2 separate regions of the Homo sapiens genome follow, and region 1 is linked to region 2. The links are chromatin loops, found by intact Hi-C in ENCODE. Cell type or tissue: Caco-2. All regions are shown on one strand. Each heading gives the region's core, and the rest is flanking DNA. Links, peaks and the distances in the headings are about the cores only.

What was found. A loop is a pair of places that touch in the nucleus more often than their neighbours do. Peaks named below come from ENCODE experiments on the same cell type or tissue, not always from the same donor. Only the 100,000 strongest peaks of a DNase experiment are listed, where the experiment ranks them.
Region 1: it touches region 2 in a loop (8-fold over the local background); 1 of 110 quality-filtered maps calls a loop at or near these places.

The regions. Positions count from the first base shown.
Region 1 is chr6:86,497,864-86,503,249 of GRCh38, forward strand. No RefSeq gene overlaps it. Among named protein-coding and RNA genes, the nearest start is that of HTR1E, 440 kb to the right of the region's middle. In Caco-2, for the core only: no CTCF peak of the experiment used is centred there; DNase peaks (open chromatin) are centred at 2,348 and 4,808.
Region 2 is chr6:86,607,001-86,612,386 of GRCh38, forward strand. No RefSeq gene overlaps it. Among named protein-coding and RNA genes, the nearest start is that of HTR1E, 330 kb to the right of the region's middle. In Caco-2, for the core only: no CTCF peak of the experiment used is centred there; a DNase peak (open chromatin) is centred at 3,021.

The DNA.
Region 1 (5,386 bases), core at 194-5,193, 110 kb before region 2:
CTAGCAATGAGCGAGGCTCCGTGGACATAGGACCCTCCAAGCCATGTTCGGGATATAATCTCCTTGTGTGCTGTTTGTTAAGCCCATTGGAAGAGCACAGTATTAGAGTGGGAATGACCCAATTTTTCAGGTGCCGTCTGTCACCCCTTACTTTGACTAGGAAAGGGAATTCCCTGACCCCTTGCACTTCCTGGGTGGGGCCATGCCTCGCCCTGCTTTGGCTCATGCACTGTGCACTGCACCCACTGTCCTGCACCCACTGTCCAGCACTTCCCAGTGAGATGAACCCAGTACTTCAGTTGGAAATGCAGAAATCACCCATCTTCTGCGTCACTCACACTGGGAGCTGTAGACTGGAGCTGTTCCTATTCGGCCATCTTGGCTCCGCACCGATAGGTTTCTTTACACTCCCTTGTACCTTCTCCCACCACACGGATTGATCTCCTATATCTCCCACTTTTCTGTTTTTGCATCAGGTTTTGTTGATTGAAGAGTACAGATGGGTGCAGCAATAGGTTTGTCAGGCATAGTGGTTACATCTCGTTTTCCAGCTTTACATCCTTGAATTAGTAAATAACATGAGATAAACATGAGTATAATTAGTCATATTCTTTTCCAATCAAGAAGTGACATGTAGTGTTACTTGGCACCTCAGTCTAATGTATGCTGTTACTAAGAAACCCCACTGGGGGTATGTCAATCCCTTCTAGCCAAGTAGTTACATTATTAGTGGCTGAGAAGCGGGTGTCAACCCAAGTAACAGGGTGGAAGAAAGGCAGAGCTAGAAGATGGGCCTGATAGAGAGAAGCAGGTACAGGTAGCAGGCAAAGTGAGAATTTAAAAAGGTTAATAAAGCATAGCAAGGAACAAATTATCTGGAGCTAATGGTATCTGTGTCCAGAGCAGGATTCACTCAGTCCTCTGAGTTTTCTTTTTCAGCATAATGTTCAGGACCTGTGTTGTCTGAGGAAGCTGCATTGTCTGGGGCCATGGGTCCTGCAGGGTTATTTCCTTCATTTCTGGTACCAGGTTGGGTCCTAGCCACACCATGGTGTGGTTTGATGCATCATGCTGGAATCCAAAGAGGGCCTGAGGGGGTGTAAACACAAGCATATTCTCTTCCCCATGTTAGCAGATCATTTGAACCACACCTAACATTACTATTTACATCTTTCCATAAAATCGCAGGTTTTATGTTTTGAGGGGCTTTAGTAAAATGCCTTTGTATGACTGATTGAAATTTGTCACTAAATTTTAAAAATTAAGGGCAAATAAGTCTTGTGCCAATAGTATTTCAGGGTCCTTACTTGTATTTCCTCTTTTTTGTTTTTTGAGCATATTTTTAAGGGTGGAGTGGACACATTCTATTATGGCCTGTCCTTGAAATTTATAAGGGATACCTGTGGAATGTTGAATGTTCCGTGTATGATAAAATTGTTGAAATTGTGATCTGGCATAAGCTGGACCATTATTAGTTTTAATTTTTGTGGGCCACCCCATAAACACAAAGGTTAAGAGAACATGTTTAATGACATATAGGGCAGACTCTCCAGGAAGAATATGAGTGCTAATTAAGTGGGAATTGGTATAAACAGATACATGTATACATCTTACTTTTCCAAATTCAGGGATGTGTGTAACATCCATTTGCCATAACTGATTAGGTTCTTGTCCTTTAGGGTTAACACCTGTTGAAGGAGAGGATGTGCCTGTGAGCTGGCAATCTGGGCATTGTAAAATAATTTGTTTAGCTAGTCTTTGGGTAAGTTGTAATTGTTTAGGTAAATTTCTCCAATTTTGGTGGAAAAATTGATGTAATTGGGTGGCTTGGTTGAGCAGTGATGTCATAACCTGCAGGTCTGCTTGATCATTGCCATAAGCCAGTGGGCCAGGGAGTGAGCTGTGGGCTCAACTATGTGTGATAAAAATAGGATGTGTACATTGATCCAGCAATTACTGAAGTCAAAGAAAAAGGGAACACAGTGTGGGCTCAAGAGTGGACTTAATGAGGGCTGTCTCAAGGTTCTGCAATAAATAAATGAAGTAAGCAGAGTCACTAACAATATTGATGGGTTGAGTGGAAAAGGTTTCTAGGGCCATTATTAGGGCTCCAATCTCAGCTCTCTAAGTGCTAGTAAATCCAGATTGAGTGAGGGAGTCATGCAGTTCCTACCAGACAGCTGCTTTTCCATTTTTACCAGAGCCATCAGTGAAAAGCATTAAAGCGTTAGGTATGGGGGAGTGAACTACTTTTGTAGGCATAACTATAGGAATATGAGATAAGAACTGAAGTAGTTCGTCAGCAGGAAGGGCATATTCTATATGGCCTGCATAATCTGAGAGTGCTATCTGCAGGTCTAGAGATAAGGGCAAGACTGCTTTGAATTGTTTTCTATTCAAGGGAATTTTTATGACACCAGGGTCATAACCTAGCAACAGATTGCATCATCTGCAGCCTGTATAGATGACTTTAGTAACTAGCTGGATATAGGGAGATAGTGCTTTAGTCCTGGTATATAAGCAAAAAACCCATTCTAGAAAGCACAGCCCTGGGGCTATCTGTCCTATTAATCCTGTTGGGGAATGTTTAGTAGAAAAAACAAATAATTGGACTGAATGTCGTGGGTCTAAGCGATCTAGTTTCCTCTGAGAAATAGCTTGCTCTGTTTCCTCAATTTCCCTCTTTGCTGCATGGGTTAAATACCTGGGGGAGCCTAGGGTCATATTGCCCTTTAGGATAGAAAACAAGTTGTGTAACTTATCAGTAGTTATGCCTAAGTTGGGGCAAAGCCAGTTAGTATCACCTTGTAATTTTTGATAATCATTTAAGGTATGTAAGATGTTAGTATTTAATTTAACCTTCTGGGGTCTTACTGACCAGGGAGTTAGTAGGCATCCAAGATATTTCCAAGGAGAGGACATCTGTACTTTTTCAGGTGCTATGATTAAACTTCTTAACTGTGTATTCTTTTTGACAGAGTCATATAAATTTAAAAATATTGGCTCTGTTGGAGCTGCCAGTAATATATCATCCATAAAATTAATAATCTTACAATTAGGAAATTCTTTTTTACTGGGGAGCAAAGCCTCATTTACATGATACTAACCCATGGTAGGACTGTTCAGCATTCCTGAAGGAAGTACTTTCCAATGAAATCGGCAAGCTGGCCTTTCATTATTGATAGCTGGTATTGTAAACGCAAATTTTTCTGTTTTGTTTTGCAAGGGGAATAGTATAAAAACAGTCTTTTAAGTCAATAATGACTATAGGCCAATCTCGAGGAATCACCATGGGGGAAGGGAGCCCCTGCTGAAGGGACCCCCATAAGTTTCAAATTAGCACTGATAGCACGTAAGTCATGCAAAAGTCTCCATTTACCAGACTTCTTGGGAATGACAAAAATGGGTGAATTCCGAGGGCTGTTTGATGGTTGTATATGGCCAGCTTTTAATTGTTCCTCAACTAATTCATGGGCTTGTTGTAATGTCTCTCCCTTTAAAGGCTACTGCTCTATCCAAATAGGATTTTGAGAGAGCCACTTCGGGGGTAGGGGAGGAATAACAGTGGCTATTATTAGAAAGAGGTTTGCTGTTCACATAATCCATTAAATTCTGCCATCCAGAGGAGGTATTGACTGCTCTTTAAAGTTGTTTTAGTTATCACTGACCAGTCCCATAGGGTTATACAGAAGTTGTCTGCTATGGTCTCAATTAATCCTTTCATACATGGGCTAGTGGCTTCATTTTCTCTAATAGTTTTCCTTATCTCCTTATAGGTGTTGAAAATGATGGCTTTATATACCTGATTGCCTTGTTGATCTTGCATCACAGGTAGGCCAAGAGCTCCCCTTCTAATGATGCTTGGCTAAGACAGGGTTCCATAACTGTAGTATATTCCTTGTCTTCTTCCCAGTTTATTGGAGGAGGGGGTTCAGAAAAAACCTCTGTGTTCTCTTTTGTATCTTTACCTGGTAATGGTGGGGCTGAGGGAGGAGGAGGAGGTGGTAAGTTAGGTGATGATTCCTCCTCCCTTCCCTTTTTAGGCTCTTTTGTGTAGAACAGGGCCAAAGCAGGCCTGACTAAGGCCCATAATGTTAAAGATGTTACTGAGACCTGTTGTCCTTGCACATCATGTTGTTTAAGATTTTTCTCCCCACTTGTTCCCAGAGCTCTAGGTCTAGAATGCCTTTTTCCAGAACCATGGGTTATGGGGAACAACAGTTTGTATTAGGTCCCTTAATTGAGCCTGAGAAACTGAGGCTCCACTAGCTTTAAGAAGCTGTTTGAACACTTTTATATACTGTTTCTGTTGAGCTGATAACTGTTGTCCCATGATGAAACCCTAGCTTGAAAATTCCCTCGAACTTGGAAATCCCGAGTGGGCACCAGTGACTTATGGACTGCGCAGTCTCTTCTCCTTCATTTTTGAGGATTCTGTCATGATTTATTGCAGTGTTCCTCACACAGGGCACCAGCTGCCGGGTCCATCCCACAGACCCTGGCTGAGTGATGGATGAAAGGAGTACTCAGACACAAGCATCCAGTGAAAGAGTGGGCTAGGGGACTGCCAGCACTAGGGGCCAAAGAGAGTTAGCAGTCCCAATGAGCTGGGGCCACTTTTATTTATTCAGTACTGGTATAATGTCAAAGACCTGGAGCCAACACAATCTGTGGGTAATTAACATTGTCATCCCCCCCTTGCAGGTAGCAGTCTTATGCACGGATGACCAAAGGTTGGTCTCTGGATGACATCAGTAAATAAACTTATCTAGATAGATTTTTTACACTCCCTTGTTACTTAATCCTCGTCCTTAGCCTCAGGGTAACAGAATTATCTGCCTTCAGCTTTATTCTCTCCTGAAGTGTTTGCAAGACCTTCCCACCTTTCAAGAAGGCTTACGTCTTTTCTTACAGCTTCTCCACCACCCTGACCAATCCCCTACACTCTACATAATTTCTCACTACAGATAGTATGCACAGAATGTGTGAAGGCCACATAGCTAGATGTGTACCTGAGGAATGCACTAAAAACATTCATATTTGTCTTACTTTTTGTTTTCTTTTTCAAGTGCCAGTTACAAAACCATTTTCTGTCAATCATCTGAGCTCTAATCTCTGAGAACTTAACTCCTTGATAATAAAAAATTACTATATCCTAAGACACAATCTTATAACATTTCAATTTCTTTGCTAAAATCCTCAGGTGCCACAGTCACAGATATGGTTTGAATTAGTCTGAAGCTCTTCAGGAGATTGTAATCTGCAGCCAAGTTGCAAACTAAGGTGCTAACACCTTAATTTCCAACTAATTCCTTCCTTAACAGATATTTATGCACACCAGAAAAATGTGACTCGGGATTGTATCTAATGAGTCCTTACTCTGGAA
Region 2 (5,386 bases), core at 54-5,053:
CTTACTTATATATGAATGTAAAAAAAAGTCAAACTCATAGAAGCAGAGAGAAGGATGGTGGTTACAAGGGCCTGGAGGGGCTAGGTGAATGGGCAGATATTGGTCTAAGGATACAAATTTCAGTGAGATAGCAGGAATAACTTAAAGAGATGTATTTTACAACATGGTGATTATAGTTAATAATAATGTATTGTCTTTGTGAAAATTGTGAAGGATGTTTTTGCACCATCAAAAATGATAAGGATGTGAGGTAATTCATGTGTTAATTACCTTGATTTAGCTACTCCACAATGTATATATATTTTAAAACATGTTGTACACAATAAATATACAAAATTTTAACTAGTCAATTAAAAAATAATTAGTTAATTTTTTAAAAGGTGAATTATGCTATGCCTGTGATTATATTCCTGGATGCCTGTGAGAAACCTCTCTTGATTTCTGCCCTGTCTATAGTTATCTGTTAAACATTTTAATTACTTGAGGCAAGGAAGAATTTCCTCTCTATGTTGCAAGCAGAGAACAGGTCTAGAAAAACTCTAAATTAGTTATACTTCTTCACATGAGGGACCTTTAATCAATGTTTTCCCTCTGGAGGTCCCTGGCCTTCAATGGAGGCTGATCTTGAACTACACCCACACACAGGTCCCCCGGCTCTTAAAATTTACATTTGTCTTTTATCACAGAAAGGTTGTTATGTTCAGTTTGCTAAAGATGATACTGGCTGTTAGGTTTTTACATTTTTATCCACAATGTTTATCAAGAGAAACTATTTTTACAGAAAACACTACTAAGAAGGATGTAGCACCGCATGTTCCCAAATGGGAGTATTTGTGTCTTCACACATGCTGGTGAAGGGCATCACTGAAGCCAAAGAGTAAAAATAAAAAAGCAGATATAAGACATGGTAAAAATACAATCTTACAATATGTGATCTTGAGGGGATAATAAGGATGGCTTATTTTAGACTAACATTAAACTAGACACTAAATAATGGCTTTAGATGTAAAACTCCATCCTTTCCCTGCTTTTATTGCAAAATAGATGTTCTCTATGATGGTTTACTAGGATCTTTTCCAAGTATCTTCATCCCAGCTTTGCGTTTTCACTAGTAACGCTGATGTTTCAAATTTATTAACCACTTAATTTAAGTAATTCTCATGGGCGAAAGCTCTTCAGGAAGAGATGAGATCAGCCAACAAAACAGTGTTATAGAATTACAGAAGTTACAAATGAGAAATGACCAAATGAGGAGACAGTATTGGAGAGTGAAACCGACTTACTTGGAGTTGCATGTCACATAGCTTCAGAGGAGCCAGGACCCAAACTTAGATATGCCTCCCCTTTCTCTAGTACCCTGCCCATTTGTTTATAACTTTTTCCAAAAAAATTATCAACTTTGCCAAATCTTTGTCCTGTCATTTTGAAGCACAGGGTATATAAGCTTTGTGGTGTGTTATCCTGACATCAGTGTCCTCTTGTGATTCAGTGCAAATATAACTCTAGGTCTTACCAGGGGCATGTGAGCTGATGAGAGAATAGGAAAGATTCAAATCTAAGGTAGTGTTCAGACTTGGAGTGCAAGAGGCAGAGAAGCATGAATGGGAGAAAAAATGCCATCAGGGAAGATGAGGGTGTTGCAAACAAAATTTGGCCTACTTGCTAATTTTTCTTAGGCCTTCCATTGGCTAAAATGAAATCAGTCTGATTTTCACTATATGCTGATAGAAAAAGAAATAAAAAATAGATGGCATTATTTTGGAGGCACGTGAATTTTATAAGATGCGGATGATGAAATCAGGAGAGCCAAAATAACTTCTAAGTTTTGTTTTGCAGAAGATATAAAAGGAAATGGAAAAACACTGTTAATATAGAAGACCAAAAAGAGGATAAAGGAAAGCAGTTTGCTTTTATTGCAAGGAGAAGTTTTTCTCTAATTTTTAAAATGTTTATTTATATGAAAATAATAGAAATTGTGGCAATTTGGGAAGATGAGCAGGACGCTTACCTTGAATAAGAAAGGAAAGCTTCAATTCTCACATAGCTACACAAAGTAATCTTTTCAAAATGCAAATCTGACCGCATCTCTGTCATTCTCCATTGTTGTTAAAAGACCAAAATTCTTAACACACATACAAGGCTTTGCCTCACCTTGTCCCTGTGTACTTCTCTCCCCTCCTAATCATAGTCTATCAATTTCCTCCATCCACTGAAGTTTGCCCCCAACCTGCTGGTCATCCTGGCCATCTTTCAAGCACTAGCCATCTTGGCCGTCTTTCAATCTGTCAGTCACCATGTTCTTTCTTGCCCAAGGTCTTTTTAAGTGCTCTTTCCTCTGCCTTAATACTCCTCCTTCTACCTGAACTCCCACCTGCACCTACTCAGTTCTTACTCATCCACCATATCTCAGCCAATATGTCAATTTCTCAAAGGCTTTTCTGATCCTCTTGGCCCAATTTAAATTGAGTCACATTCTTACAGGCCACGTATGTTTCTTTTATGCTAATTATGTATGTTTCTGTTATACCATTAATTGTATGGTCATATGTAGTGTGTGATTGTTTAAAGAGGTCTATTTCTCCCATCAAACTATGAGTTCTGGAAGGCAGTCCTCACTCTTTTGCTCACCAATGTTGTCCTGAGTGGCCATCACAATGTCTGCTGCATATTTGTTGTGCTAATAAATACTTTTTCAATTAGTGTTAAATGTTATGGACTGTAGCAGGACAAGCCGCATACAAAACCCCTCAGACATGGAGATAGTGAAGGGAATGGCTTTAATCAGCTGGAAGCATCAGCAGACTAGCCTCTTAAAATCCAAGCTTGTCGGGTGCACAATTTCTGTGCCTTTTAAGGGCTCACAACACTAAGGGTTTCACATGAAAGGGTCGTAATTGATTGAGCAAGCCAGGGGGTACGTGACAGGGGCTGCATGCACCGGTGGTCAGAGTGAAACAGGACAGACCGGGAAGTTTCACAATGTCTTTCCATACAACGTCTGGAATCTATAGATAACATCAGTTGCTAGGTCAGGGGTCAAATTTTAACAGACTTAGGTCAGGCAGGCCCAGGCCTGGTTTCAGGTCTGGTTCCTTTGTTTTGGGTCTGTTCGTAGGCACCAGGCTACCTGCCTTTAGTTTTGCTTCTCTTTCTTTTTCTGAGTGTAGAACAATATAAAACAATATGAGAGGGTCTGTCTCTCTTCTCTCAGACCACTTAAAAATAATCTAATAAAGGGACATGGAAGAATCTGGAAGCCATCAGTCGCAGCAAACAGGAACAGAAAACCAAGCACTGCATGTTCTCACTCATAAGTGGGAGTTGAACAATGAGAACACATGGACACAGGGAGGGGAACATCACACACTGGGGCCTGTGGGGGGTGGAGTGGGGGGCTAGGGGAGGGATAGTATTAGGAGAAATACCGAATGTAGATGATGGGTTGATGGGTGCAGCAAACCACCATGGCACATGTATACCTGTGTAACAAACCTGCACATTCTGCACATGTATCCCAGAACTTAACATAAAAAAAACAAAACAGAACAAAACAAAATGGAACCAAAAAGATATAAGCTTTGAAATCTGTATTAGGAATGGGACATAAAGTGAGTCTTCAGTCTTTTAACCTGGTGTCATATAAATTATTCTAGAGGTACAACCAATCAGGTGAGGTTTGAGGGATTTGTACTTGAAAAATCATAGGAGATACCTCTCTTGTGGAATTTAGTGTGAAGATTAAATGAATTAGTAAATTAAGTATAATGATAAGTATTTAAGTTTAATAAGTAAATGAATTACTAAATATAGTACATATGAAATATATAAAATAGTACCTGGGCCCATAGTAAAAATTAAATATATTATTGTTCTCATTATTGTTTTTAAAATCCGAAGAAAATTTAATTGCCTATTTTGGTGCCTAGAGTCTCATGTAATGGGGCTGGGGGATGGGGTAGGAAGACATTAAGACTTTTAAATAAACCATAAGAAAAGCCACCTCAAAGCCTAAATAGCTCAGGGCTAGGAGTCAGTCTTGTCTGAAGCCCATCACCAATGACCTATCACAAAGGCCTTTAACCCATCTGAATCCTAGTCGCTTCAGGCTTGGCTTACCATTTTTGCTATGTGAGCTTCCTAAGTCACTTGTCTTTTCTGAGACTGACTTTCTTTGCTTAAAACAGCATTTGTTATTTTGTATCCTGCACAATTTTTGTCATTTCCTTGTGCCACTTATACCATTTAAAAATATTTTTTCTTTAATTGGCTCACTTTTTATTTAAATAAATCTATGTAAAAAGGAAACTTTACATATTGCCATAAATGGAAAATTAATAACATAGTAGTTCCCCAAAATAGGGTGACAATAAAGTTTATAATAATACTTAAAAACAATGTAATAAACTCTGTCTGGATATTATTGCCTGACAAAAGTTCTGAGGCTTAAAGTCTGTTATGTTTTTATGAAAATGGAGATGTGTTCTAAAGGTTTTATAGAAATATCAGCACCAAACTGAAATTTTCTCCTTACACAAAGTCCTGAAAGAGAATTGTAAATAAGATATCTCCTTTGTCACATAGTTCCTCATTGAATGTCATGTAAGGTCGCCACCTAAAGTCATCCCAAGATCATCTGCAAGACACACCTCACATTTGAATAACATGGATCTAAAAATTGGAGATCATGATAAAAATACACAGCCCTGTGGGGTTTTTGAGAATAAAATTAGATGTAGTATTTGAAACTGCTGGCCGGGCGCGGTGGCTCACGCCTGTAATCCCAGCACTTTGGGAGGCCGAGGCGGGCGGATCACGAGGTTAGGAGATCGAGACCATCCTGGCTAACACGGTGAAACCCCATCTCTACTAAAAATACAAAAAATGAGCAGGGCGCAGTGGCGTGTCCCTGTAGTCCCAGCTACTCCGGAGGCTGAGGCAGGAGAATGGTGTGAAACCGGGAGGCGGAGCTTACAGTGAGCCGAGATCGCGCCACTGCACTCCAGCCTCGGCGACAGAGCGAGGATTCGGTCTCAAAAAAAAAAAAAAAAAAAAAAAAACTGCTCTGTAAATTTTAAAAATCTATGTAGTCGTGCATATTTTAAAAATGAGATAGCATTTACGTGCTAATTTTGTTTTTTATGTTACAAGGGACAGAAACAAACTTGGAAAAGCTTAAGAGAGATAGGGTTTTTTTTTAATGGAACAGTAATTACATTTTAGCACTATTTGTTCTGATACCTCCCTCTTTATTGTGTGCGTGTGTTTGCAGTTCTATTGCTATCATATTCTCATCTTCAGTCTCCTTTAAGCAGCCAAGAGTTAAGTAGTAGTTTGATTAAGCATCACCTAATACGGAGTGCTCCTACCGGACAATTTTGGCTCAGTT